Linked DNA regions of Homo sapiens: region 1 is linked to region 2. The links are chromatin contacts, found by Hi-C in ENCODE. All regions are on one chromosome and are shown on one strand. The core of a region is the stretch at or near the end of the contact, and the rest is flanking DNA. Distances in the headings are between cores, read along the strand shown.

Region 1 (6,585 bases), core at 2,043-4,542, 850 kb before region 2:
ACTTGAACCCAGAAGGCAGAGGTTGCAGTGAGCTGTGATCATGCCACTGCACTCCAGCTTCCAGCCTGGGCAACAAGAGCAAGACTCAATCTCAAAAAAAGAAAAAGAGTAGAAGGATGGTGGTTACCAGAGCTGGGAAGGGTAGTGAGAGAGAGTTGGGGGTGTGGGGAAAACTGGGGATGGTTAATGGATACAAAAAGTAGAAAGAATGAATAACACCTAGTATTTGATAGCACAAAAGGATGACTATAGTCAATAATAATTTAATGGTACATTTTAAAATCATTAGAAGAGTACAGCTGGATTGTTTATAAAAACAAAGGATAAATGCTCAAGGGGATGGATACCCCATTTACCATGATATGATTATTAAACATGTTGCATCCCTATATCAAAACATCTCATGTACCCCGTAAATATATATATACCTATGTACCAACAAAAATTAAAAATTAATATAAATAGAAATAAAAATGAAGTAGTCAAAGTCATAGAATCGAGGAGTAGAATGGTGGTTTCCAGGGACTGGAGGGCAGGGGAAAATCAGGAGTTATTAATCAACAGGCATAAAGTCTCAGTCAAGCAAGATGCATAAGCTCTAAAGATCTGCTATACAGCATTGCACCTATCAACAATACATATCAACAATAATGTATTATACACGTAAAATTTTGTTAAGAAGGCAGGCCCGGGTGCAGTGGCATACGCCTGTAATCCTGGCACTTTGGGAAGCCAAGGCAGGCAGATAACCTGAGGACAGGAGTTCAAGACCAGCCTGGCCAACATGGTAAAACCCTGTCTCTACTAAAAATATAAAAACTAGCTGGGTGCGGTGGCCAGCTACTCAAGAGGCTGAGGCAGGAGAATCCCTTGAACCCGGGAGGCAGAGGTTGCAGTGAGCGGAGAGCACGTCACTGCACTCCAGTCTGGGCAACAAGCAAGACAATGTCTCAAAAAAAAATTTTTTTTTTGTTCAGAGGATAGATCTCATGTTACATATTCTTTCCACAATAATTTTTTTAAGTCTAAAAAATTGGACATAAATGTTCATTATGGGATTGTTTAAAAAACTTACATTCTATCCACACAGATCAATATTATGCAACCCTTAATAATGATGACCTAGTTTTATGATGAAAGACATTAATTATAAATTATATAGCAAAAACGCAACCAATAGAGGATTGGTCCATTTAAAATGTATGCATGTTCATCTAAATGAAAATCTGTTTACAATGGTTTTCTATGTTTATGCATTTCTCTATTACCTAAAATTCTTATAATGAGCATATATTTTTTAAGGAAAAAACAATACCAATGTTTTTGAAAAATACAAATGTAAACTTTAAGAACTTCACACAAACCACATACCACCAATATATTTAAAATTGTCTGCATTATGATACATTTTAGTCATATGTTAAGATTATAAATTTCTATGATTATTTATATGTTGTTCTTATTAAAATTTACATTAATTCATTTTCCTTAAGCTTTCTTTAAGGAATTTTTTTGGTATCAATATCAATTTTACATCTTCCTAGACTTTTGTTCTGGAATGTAAATGAGTATAAATACTTAATTGCTCAGCCAAATACCAAACACTTCAATCCACAGGCTCTGTGCCTTTGGAACAGATGATTATGAAAATAAATGGCTCTGCAGAGTTCACATTTACTAGAAGTGTCAAAAAATAAAGATGGATTACAAAAGCTCTAAAAAATGTGTGGCTTGTAGTGTGTAATGGTTTTCAAAAGGGATGAGTGTATTTGCATGTGTGTTAGGTTTGTGCGTAAATGCACATACCTGTATCTTTCATAAGTATATGTGAGAATTCCTGTTTACGCTCATGGTGTGTACTTTCTCATAGGTAATAAAATCTGTTATGCATATGCTTATCTGTACCTCCAAGGCAAGCCACATTTGCTTTCGGGTTATGTTCAGGAAACCAGCCTCAACTTGTCTGAAAAGAGTTTCAGTGTTGGGCCTGCTCCACTCTGGCCACCAGCCATGGAGATGGGCTATTTTTGGCAAAGGTGCAGAGTAGAAGGGCAACGCAGGCCGCGGCCCAGGAAGTCAGTCGACGAGGGCGCGCGAGGCACTTCAGCACCACGGACATAGGCAAGCCTGAGCCAAGTCCTTTCCCGCGGAGGAAGATCGCTCCTCCGGAGCTACCCCCAGCCCTCTGGACCTACCCCCAGCCCTCTGGACCCACCCCCAGCACTCTGGACGTGGGGGGTTACTATCTCCAGGTCCTCGATCAACACTCGGACCCGAGCTTTCCGCCTCGCTCCTCGCGGAGCCGGGTGAAAGAAAACCTGGCCCGAGATGCAGGTCCGCGCTGAGCCTTCATCCGCCGCAACACGAGTCTCTTTCCTGCCGGCCCGCGCGACCCTTCTTCCCTCTCCTCCTCTCAAATGAGGCCAAATGGGTGCACGTGGCGTAGAAATTCTACAGCGCCCAGAGCACTGTGAGGAAAGATTCGCCTTTTCCTCCCCGTGGCTGCTGGAGGCTGTGCGGACTTGCCCTGAGCCTTCTCCGCCACTCTCGGCCGTGACGAGGCCCTTCCTCCACTAACCCTTGCCCTCGTCTTCCCTTGGGAAAAGATGTCTACAAACCGTCGATGTACCACGAAAATCTCAGCGCCCACAGACTGGCGTTCAAGAGTCATGGACATGAGACAAGAGAGTAATGGAAAATACAAATTCTTGGCCATATTTCTAAAATCATCCAGCCTTTTTTAAAACTTGTATTTGAAATTGATCCCATATGACGCCACAGTGACTCACCCCTTGCTTGGGTTGGCTACTGGGCGAGAGGAAAGCAACAGCCCCTGGCCTTCATCATGGACGCTGCAGGAGGGCCCAGACACGCGACAGCGGAAAGAAACGGGAAACCGGGCCGTAGCCGATGCTGGCCCTCCCGTCCCCGTGTCCCGGTTCTCCAGGAGGGCAGCACAGAGAAATGCGGGCCCCGCGGCCTTTCAGGCGTCGTGCAGAGCACCCCGAAGTCTGCAAAGCGGGCGGGGCGCGTCGCCCCCAGCCCGGCCCTTACCCAAAAAGACTGTTGTGCCCCTTAGGTGTGGCGGCTAAACGCGGGTGTGTGGAGTTCGGGGTCCGCTCTCATTCCCTTGTCGGGCGGCCGGGCAGGCAGGATCAAGGTCCCAGTCCGCCGCCGCCGACCGGCTCCCGGGGCCCGGTTACCTGCGTGTCGTGGCGAGGAAGGTGCCCCGGAGGCGACTGACGCGGGCGTGCCCTCGCCTGGGAAAATCGAGGCGGGCGCTGCCCGGAGTACTGCGGAGGGAGAGGGGCGCCGCCGCGCGGACTCTGCGCCTGCGCTCTCCGCCCTCCGCCGCCCCCACCCCACAACCTGACTGGCGCCGGAGTTGGAGACTGCGGGGGACGCTCAGGGTTGTGCCTGAACTGAAGGACTTCCTCTACCCGCGAGGTGGGAGGGTCCACGGGAAAGCGCCCGCCCGGGCCCCTCTAGCTTACGCCCTTGGAGGGCGCTTGTTTGAAGCAATTGCCTGTCTGCCAGGGCTACGTAGTCCGCTGCAAGTGGGCACGGAGGCAGTTTCTGTCCATTTCCACCCATTGTTTGCGCTTAAAAGTCGCAAGTCTATTCCTTCATGTTTAAATATGTGTCCAGCATCGGAAAATCGTGGTCCGGAAAAGTCTTCGGGCATCCCCGAGTCCACCCGCCATTTTACTGATAAGGTCTCTGAGGGAAGGGTCTTGACACTGCACAGCTGGTTCTTCTACCCAAGTGCATATGCCCCAGTCCCAAGTGGAATGAATATAGCCTCTTGGAAACAGACTGGTCATTAAAAGCAGTGGATTTGATGGGTCCAGGGGACAGGCAAGAAAGGGTAAGGGCTGAACCAAGGTGCTGGCTGTGGGAAAAAACAGGAGGTGCTTGCTGGTTTTTCCTCTGTCCCTTCAGACCCACTCTCCACTCTGCTCTGTGACTCAGGACTGACCTTTATGGGCTACGTCAACTATAATCTGGCTTTCAATTGGTTTTGGCAAGTGGGAGGCACCTGCAGATCAGAAGGCAGGATGTGATTCAGGACCTCCCCTGCATCCCCAGCGGGCCACCCTGTTAGCAGTGGCTATGTTCTTCATCTGAAAGCCATTACTCCCATCCTGTGGCCCTCTCCTGCAGTTTTCTCCAGGTTCTGGTTACCACTAACTACCCTTGCCCCTTCAGGCCTGGAGTGGGTAATGACGCCCAGAGGTTTCCTTTAACCCCATCCACACCTTTTTAAATAGTCCCTTCATTAAACTCTCCTCAACTATCCCATCTTTTCCCCACCTTTCCAGGACGCTATAATAGATTTTAGTCCATTGCGGTTGGCAAAATTCATGAGGACAAAAATATATGTAAAAGAAATACGGGGCTTTTAAAAGGCGAGAAGTCTTCCAGAGCCATCTTGACAGTTCCCTGGGCTCCAGGCAGCCAGCATGCTAGGTGGTCTCCCCACTGGGCCCCATAGCCCGAGGGTGCTAGTTTAGGTAGACCCAAGAATGGAATTCAGACTGCTCATAAACAGTGTGATCACCAAAGGGCTGGGGATCATTTCAGAGTCCAGCATAACAGGATTTTGGATTCCTCTTGAGGTAGAGAGACAATCTAGATCTTTATAGAGCAAGTGCTGGTGCTCTCCCAACTACAGCTGGGCTGCTTTTGAATGAGTCAATATTCTTAGGACACTTAAGAGAGTCCTGGAAACAGTGTCTGACAAGTGTGCTTAACAAGAAACTGCTGAGTGAGGCAATTGTCAATTGAGAGCCTCTGGCTGTTTCTGTAGAAAATCCAAGAATGTTCCCAAAGAGGGGGAAAAAGGCAAGAGGGTAGGAAGTCATTAAATTGCCTCTAGCACACTATGGTGTGCTTGGTCTGAATCCAAAATTTGACCATTTCTCGGGCTTGTAAAAACAACCAAACTGATTTGACTACTTTGATTCCTTCCCCATCCCCTTGAAAAACAAAACAAAAACAAAATAAACAAAAAACCCACCAATGCAGTATCTTAGCAAGACTTACCCAAAGGGACCCCCAGCTGTAGCTATTTGCAAATAAAATTAATGTCCAAGCAAACACACTATTTGTACTGAATACAAATGAGACCAGAACAGAACATTTAACATGTAAATATTTCCAAACTTTCACCCTTCCAAAGAGAAAGGATCATTTGTTGTTCAGACATGCATTAATTGTGCTGATCTCAATAAGGAATAGAGGTAAAGAAGCAAAAGGAGCCTCAGAAGGCTCGGCTGATCTGCAAGGCTCAGATTTTTTGTTTTGGAGAAGGTGGGATGGGGTGGGGATAAGGAAGGCGACCAGCAAAGTTTGAGTAAGGGAGTAAGAAAAAAAGACCTGGAATGAGCTGACTAGGAGAGATGGTTTCTGGGAGTTTTGAGAGAGTGAGACTAGGGATTTAGCACAGCTGACATTCTGAGTGACACCAAGGTATAGAAAGATATGAAAGAGGATTTTTAGACATTTTGTGATGTTTAATAAATGGAATTATTTTGTGCTATGATACATAGGGCTTTTCCTTACAAGTGTCAAAAACTTAAACTCAGACTGATTTAAGAAAAGGAGTATATTTGGCTTAATAACTGAAAAATCCATAGATAGGTAACTTCAGATATGACTAGATTCACGAATGCAAACATTGACATCAGGACATGATCTCTCCTTTCCTCTTTGTTGACATCAAAGAGTTTGTTTTCACATAGTGATTTCTTGCCACCTCCCCACCTTTCCCCAGTGTTCAACTTATATCATCTTTATAGCTAACCATTCCAAAAGAAGCAGAGCACTTATTTCCCAGTAGTTCCAATAAAATATTGAGCTTATGTTTCATTAGCAAACTCATATACCTTAATCTAGAGACAGGGCCAGGCGCAGTAGCTCATGCCTGTAATCCTAGCACTTTGGGAGGCCAAGGCAGGCGGATCACCTGAGGTCAGGAGTTCGAGACCAGCCTGACCAACATGGAGAAACCCGTCTCTATTAAAAATACAAAATTATGGCTGGGTGCAGTGCCTCACGCCTGTAATCCTAGCACTTTGGGAGGCCAAGGCGGGCGGATCATGAGGTCAAGAGATCGAGACCATCCTGGCTAACATGGTGAAACCCCATCTCTACTAAAAAATCCAAAAAAATTAGCCAGGCATGGTGGCGGGCGCCTGTAGTCCCAGCTACTCAGGAGGCTGAGGCAGGAGACCGGCGTGAACCCAGAAGGTGGAGCTTGCAGTGAGCCGAGATCACACCACTGCACTCCAGCCTGGATGACAGAGCGAGACTCCGTCTCAAAAAAAAAAAAAATTTAGCCAGATGTGGTGCCACATACCTGTAATCCCAGCTACTCAGGAGGCAGAGGCATGAGAATCGCTTGAACCCAGGAGGCGGAGGTTGCAGTGAGCCCAGATCATGCCATTGCACTCCAGCCTGGGCAACAAAAGCAAAACTCCATCTAAAAAAAAAAAAAAAAAATCTAGAGACAGAGAATAGGGGAGAGTTCATCCTCCAAAAGAAAATCAAGATTCTTTTTACCAGAACAAACCATATAGTGAT
Region 2 (7,162 bases), core at 320-2,819:
GTAACACTTTCCCAAAGCTTTGTTTTTTAAAAACCTTTTTGATCTGTTTCCCCGTTCTCCTAGAAATCTCCTAGATTTCTGAGCTCCTAGATTGTATAAAAGATCTAAGTTTTTTTCCACAAGTATCTCATGCCATTAAGTTCTTCTGCCAGAGGTGATAAAAGGGCCATTTGGATGCAATAAATGTAAATAAATTGTGTGTGTAAATTAGCAGTGGCTTAGAAAATTTTTAAAAGGCTTTCATGGACTACTGAAAGAAACTGAGATAATTTTTAACATACCACCAAGAAAAAAAAACAACAGTTTTACTACAACACAAGCCGGCTGCCTACTGAACTGGACGCCCATGCTCTGACCTAGTATGGCAATTCTTAGGGTCTAGGCGCTGGGTTCTGTTTACAAGAAACTAAGGCCTGAGACTAAGGAAGAACAAAGAAAAATGCCTGGCACCAAAGGTGTGGGGGATGTTTTGTACATAAATGAAGATTTGAGGAGGAATACTTCCTCAGATGTTGGAAGGAATTACTCTTTTTTTGCTTACGTGTTAAGAATTTAATGTTTTCAGGCCATTTCCTAATTAGAAAATACCTTATAATTTACAAACAATAATTTGTCTTCCCCTACATTTGCTGACCACCAAGACTGGATAAAATTTCCTTAAGCTTTACCAGAGTGGGAGGACTGGGAATAACGGGAGCACAACAGAGTTCGGATGCAACATCAACTCCAAGCCCGGCCAGCTGGTTTCCATCGAGAGGTCCCCCAGGAGAACGCCCCTCCGCGGCGGCGGCGGCCAGGTCGGCGCGGGAGAGACCCACCGAGGCGCTCCAGCGCGGCCGCGGTGCAGGACCAGGGGCCGCCCGGCCTCCGTTTACCTTTGTTTCAGGTACCCCGGCTCCTGGCGGGCCGGGAATCCCGTCCGCGGCCCGGAGCTGGTGACACATCCTTCTTTGGCCAAGTCGGGCCGAGGTTGGGCAGGGGGCGGGGAAGGAAAAGAAAGCCTCAGCGCCTAACGACGTGACTCTCAGTTCTTCCAAAACGCTGGCATTTGTTTCTCTGCCAGGCTTTCCTGTTAACAAGTTCCCGAGGGCTGTGCGGGCGAACTGGCCCAGGAGCCCTGAAAAGTGGGAGGGCCCAGGCCGCCCCCGCCTACCCTCCTCCGCGGGCGCCCCTGGGGCAGGCAATTTCCACACCTCCCTGGTGCCGTGTCCCGGGACCGGCCGGCCGCGCCGAGGCAACGCACCGCACCGCACCGCACCGACTGGAATTCCGACTTCCACAGCCCAATCAGCTCCGTGTGGCCCCTCTGGCCAGGCCGGTCCCCGCCCCCAGGTCCCGGCCCCGCCCGCCCCGGCCTCCGCGCGCCGCCCCGAGCCTCGCCACCCCCTCGGGCCGGGACGAGGGAGCTGAAGGCTCCAGGCCGTGCGGCCAGTGTTCCTTTGCCTACCTCGTTGCCCGCGGCTCCTCCTCCGGCGGCTCAGCTCGCGGGCAGCGCTTGCCTCCAAGCCTCCCCGCGGCGCGGACTCTCGGGCTACGAATGCGGCGCGTGAAGAGCGGAGGCCCGAGCGCGCCCCGCCCAGCCACCCGCAGGCCCCTACCTCCTTCTCCTCCTCCTCCTCCTCCTCCTCGGCCCCACCCTCGGCGGCCGGCCCGCCCGGAGCCCCGCCCACGCGCCAGGCCCCGCCCACTCTCCGGCCCCGCCCCCAGCCTACGCCCCGCCCCTCTGGCCAAGGCAGGAAGGGGGCCTCCAGGGGCGCCGCGAGAGCCGCTGTGGCCTCGGCGAGGGCAGTCTCCTGTATGGCGGCGCCGCGGGGATGCGATTCGTGGTGGTCGCTGCTGTTTGACAGATTCGAGTCTCTTGCTCGGATTTATTACTGTTATTGTCATCGTCAATATTGTCATCGTTGTTATTGTTATCGTCATTAGTTGTGTTGCCCTCTTCAAGGGGCCTTCAAGGAGGCCCCTTGAGGGCAGCGCGCTGCTGGCCAGACATTCCCTGGCGCTCCTGTCTTCCCACAGTCCTGCACCTGCGCCACATTTCACTCAGCCCAAGAAGTTGTGTGAATTTTAAAAGAAGTGATACTTATTTTTAACTGTTATTGTTAACTGTTACTGTTAAATAAAACACAAATATAGACAGCCATATAAAACCAATGTACAGCTTAATGGATTATTCCGATACACACACCCTTATAACCACTCGCCAGATTTATTAATAACACCGTGTAATATGGTCTGCTCTGAAACAGAACCTCATTAATAGCTGGAAGGACATAGCCTGGAAGGGCCTCCCAAAATTGCCCTCCTTCTAACTGCCACAGTACTCAAATGTGACAGGTCCATAATCATGCCCTCTCCAAGAATATATTTGTAAAATGGAAATTTCTCCAGAATTAGGAACCTCCAATTGAGTATCTTCGTAAAAATCTTGATAAAATGATAAATCTATAAATATATAAGCATATAAATAACAATAAATAAGTCAATCAGTTGGGTTGAATACCATGAGTAAGGAGCATGGGGGTGGGGGATGGGAGGTATGTAAAGACTTAAAAGGATTAGGTGGGCTGTGAGGACAGGTCCTGGGCACCTGGGTTGTTCTCACTGTCTCCCCAGCACCTAGCATAGCACCAAGCATATACTAGGTGCCATATGTGTGTGTGTATATATGTGCATTGTACATATATGCACATATATGTGTGTGTGTGTGTATAGCACAAGGAAAGAAAAAATTATGTAAGATAACCCCAAACAAGCTTTACATACTGAAATTTCACCCAAGGTCAATCCTCCCAGTAGCTAAAGTGTGCTCTGTGAGATGCCTTGATGCCCTAGAGAGAAAGAGACCATTTTACTTTCAACTTTCTACTGCTTTTCCATTTCAAAAGCCCTTTCACATGCATATGGTATCTTATTTGAGACTGAGAGCAACTCTGTGAAAAATGCAGGGCAGGATAGGACTCTGCAAAGGTCACAGTGCAATGCATATCAGTAAGAAGGAAAAGTACACAATGTACCATAAAACAATGTTAAAACTGCTGACCCTGGCAACCTGGATTCTTGGTTTGTCTCAACAGTTTTATTGCCAATGTTTTTACATTAGGGCTCCTTTGGCCCTTTTGCCATGCATTTATACACATTATAACTTGAATGTATAAAGGACACAATACGTGACTGGAAATTTGATTCAATACAATAGAGTTAGTCTCTCTGTCATGAGGACCATGGTGAATTGGGGCTAGAGAGTTGCCAATTCACCACAATGTATTGAGTACTCAGACTGTACTAGGTGGTAGGAATACAAATGATATAAAATAAAGAAGATACAGGGGCTGGGCGTGGTGGCTCACGCTTGAAATCCCAGCACTTTGGGAGGCCAAGGAGGGTGGATCACCTGAGGCCAGGAGTTTGAGACCAGCCTGGTAAACATGGTGAAAACCCATCTCTACTAAAAATACAAAAATTAGCCAGGCGTGGTGGCACGCGTCTGTAATCCCAGCTACTCAGAAGGCTGAGGCGGGAGAATCACTTGAACCCGGGAGGTGGAGGTTGCAGTGAGCCGAGATCTCTCCATTGCACTCCAGCCTGGGTGATCAGAGTGAAACTCTGTCAATCTTTGTTCTCAAGGAGCTTATGGCCAAGTAAGGGAGAAAGATTTGAAAATAAATGTTTAAATTACATGACGGTAGGGGAGCAGTCATGAGCACAATTAATTCTATGAGGTATAGGAAGAGAGTAGGGCAAGTCTTATTAGACAAGAAAACATCTGAAATTTTTTTTAGTATAAAAATATCAAATATTGAAAACAGAGACAGAATAATATAATTAACTACTATGCACCCATTACTTGGCTTCAACAATTATCCCATGACCAATTTGTTCCATCTGTACCCTCACCTTTTCTTTCCCTCCTTGGATTATTTTAAGGCAAATCACATGGAGCATTATTATTTCATCCATAAATATTTCACTATGCATCTCTAAATGATAAGGTCTATTTTTAAAAACAACCACAAAATCATTAAATTGTCTTTTAAAGTAATAATTTATTAACATCTAGACAGTGTTCAAAATTTCCCAATTTTCTCATAAATGTTTCATGTAGTTTACTTCTTCCAGTCATGATCCAAACAAGTTCCTCACAATGCATTTGGTTAAAATGTCTTACACCTTTTTCTTTCCTTGTACTTTTATATTGAAGAAATAGATTGTTATAAGGAGTTTCCCACATTCTGCATTTTGCTGATTGCTGTGATGTTCTTTAACATGTGCCTCTAACCTTGTATTTCCCATAAAGGATAGTTACTAGAGGCTTGATCAATTTAGAAAAGTATAACCCATAATGAATAGAAAAATCAACAAATCAAAAATAGACCAGAACTATCACAGATGTTAGAATTAGCAGAGAAAGACATTAAAACAATTACTATGGCTGGGCATGGTGGCTCAAACCTGTAATCCCAGCGCTTTGTGGGGCTAATATGGGTGGATTACCCGAGGTCAGGAGTTTGAGACCAGCTTGACCAACATGGTGAAGCCCCGTCTCTACTAAAAAATACAAAAAAATTAGCCGGCCATGGTGGCAGGCGCCTATAATCCCAGCTACTTGGGAGGCTAAGGCAGAAGAATCGCTTGAACCCGGGAGGCAGAGGTTGTGGTGAGCCGAGATCGTGCCACTGCACTCCAGCCTGGGCAACAGAGTGGCTCCATCTCAAACAAAAACAAAAACAAACAAACAAACAAACAAAACCACAATTACTATAACTATATTCCAAATGCCAAAAAAGTTAAGTACATATTAAAAAGGGAAGATGTAAAAAAGACACAAATTGTATTTCTATAGTTGAAGACTATAATGTCTAGAATAAAAATACATTAGATTGGATTAATGGCAAATTAGACATTACCAAAGAAAAGATTAGTCACATCAATAGAAATTATCCAAAATGAAACACACAGAAAGAGAAATGTTAATGAAAAGAGCATCAGTGAGCTAAAGAGCAACTACAAGTGGCCTAATATGTGGAATCTCCAAAGGAGAGGAGTGAAGACAAAAAGTATCTGAAGAAATACTAGCCAAAAGTTTCCAAAATTTATGAAAACTATATACTCACAGATCTAAGAAGTGCAACAGACTTCCAATTTCCAGTACAGCAGACGATAGACTTACATCCAACCATATCAATAGTCATATTAAATGTGAGACTTCTGGTTCCAAAATGGCAGCATAGAAGCAAGCCGGCTCCCCCTTTTCCCCAGAAAAAGAAGACCAAACCCAAATACACAACACCAAGATTACCATCAATAATATCCCAAAACTGAAATATGAGGATGAGACAGTTTGCAGGGTCACAAAGAAGTGAAAAAGCTCCAAGCAGATGGTAAGAGAATGACTTCCATGTTCAGGATGCCCCTCCCCCTATTCTGTCCAGCACCAAGCATTCAAAAAGTTTCCTCCTAAATCAGTTTATACACTGGAAAAAGTGAGATCACGGTGGACAACCAGCTCCCCACCATCTTGGGATCCTTGGCAGGAGACTTGTCCCTGTCTTAGCCCACAGAAACATTGCAAGTCCCTTAAGGGAGAAATATCCCGGAGGATGGGCAAAGGCAAATCGAGAGGCAGAACTACCATCCCCAGAACTGGAAACTGCTCTGTAACTGAGCCAAAGGAGACATTAAATCAGAGTGTCTGTTCAGCAGCAACATGATGTAGGAGGTACATTCTGCAGATACTTTGGGCACAAACCCCTAGCCAGCCTTCCCACATTGCTGGGATATCCCAGGATACCTTCCATTTACTAGAGCTGAGGTGGACCTGGGCTTAAGACACCACCTAGAGCTGAAAAGGAGGCAGAAATGTAGCAGTGAAGAATCTTTAAGCAAATATATTCAATAAAACCCAAAACAAGTCAGACAGAGAAGACTGGAATAAACTACCCTTTAGTGCAAAGACATGGATATACATCACAAGAAACAATAGCAAACAGGGAACCACAAACTCCCCAAATGGGCAAAGCAAGGGACCAGTAACTGACTTTAATGAGATGGCAATATGTGACCTCTATGACCAATAGTTCAAAACAGCAATTTTGGCTGGGCATGGTGGCTCATGCCTATAATCTCAGCACATTGTGAGGCTGAAGCAAGAGGTTCACTTGAGGCCAGGAGTTTGAGACCAGCCTGGGCAACATAGCAAGATTCCATCTCCACAAATAAAAAATTAAAAAACCAATAGCTGGGTATAATGGTGCACATCTCCAGTTCCAGCTACTCAGGAGGCTGGGGTGGGAGGATCACTTGAGTCCAGGAGTTCGAGGCTGCAGTGAACTATGCTGGCACCACTGCACTCCAGCCTGGGTGACAGAGCGAGACCCTGTGTCAAAAATAAAAAAAATATAAAAAAGCAAAAATAGAAAAAAATCCTCCAAAATAGCACTTTTAAGGAAACTCAGTGATCTCCAAGATAACACAGAAAACCATTTCAGAAATTTATCAGAGAAATTTAACAAAAATATTGAAGTAATTAAAACAATCCCATAGATGTTTTGGAAGTGAGAAATACACTTGCTGTACTAAAAATTTCATTAGAGACCCTCAAGAGCAGAACGGATCAAGCAGGGGAAGAATCAGTCAGCTTGAAGACAGGCTATGTGAACATATGCAATCAGAAGAGAAAAAAGAATGAAAATAAATGAAGACCACCTACAAGATACAGAAGTTTACCTCAAAAGACCAAATCTAAAAATTATTGGTGTTCAAGAGAGAGTTGAACAAGGGGTAGAAAGCTTATCCAAAGAAATAATAATAGAAAACTTTCCAAAACATGAGAAAGAATAAATGTTGAGGTACAAGAAGATCAGAGAACACCAAACAGATCTAATACAAAGAACACTACCCCAAAGCATATAGTAATCAAACTCTCAAAGGCCGAGGACAAAGAGAGGATCCTAAAAGCAGCAAGAGAAAACAGGCAAATAACATATAAAGGAACTCCAGTTTGTCTGGCAACAGACTTCTTAATGCAAACCATACAGGCCAAGATGGAATGGAATGACATTTTCAAAGTGCTAAAAGAAAAAAACCCTTTCATGCAAGAATACTGTATCCAGCAAAGTTATCCTTTAACTGTGAAGAAGAGATAAAGTCTTTCCCAGAAAAA

The links. Hi-C counts contacts between places; a loop is a spot of excess contacts on that map. Pooled maps may share reads with other maps.
Region 1: a loop to region 2 is called in a pooled map, with 9 times the contacts of the local background. The contact joins the promoter of SLC35G2 here to the promoter of PPP2R3A in region 2. A Hi-C loop is called at or near these places in 4 of 50 pooled maps.

What each region holds. Positions count from the first base shown.
Region 1 is chr3:136,815,833-136,822,417 of GRCh38, reverse strand. It overlaps SLC35G2 (solute carrier family 35 member G2), which reads right to left and starts at 3,292. Exons shown (of 2, transcript NM_025246.3): 1 at 2,790-3,292. RefSeq lists silencers at 2,095-2,144, 3,208-3,267.
Region 2 is chr3:135,960,135-135,967,296 of GRCh38, reverse strand. PPP2R3A (protein phosphatase 2 regulatory subunit B''alpha) reads right to left here and starts at 1,569. Exons shown (of 14, transcript NM_002718.5): 1 at 1,448-1,569. RefSeq lists silencers at 1,093-1,372, 1,503-1,732 and an enhancer at 1,177-1,995.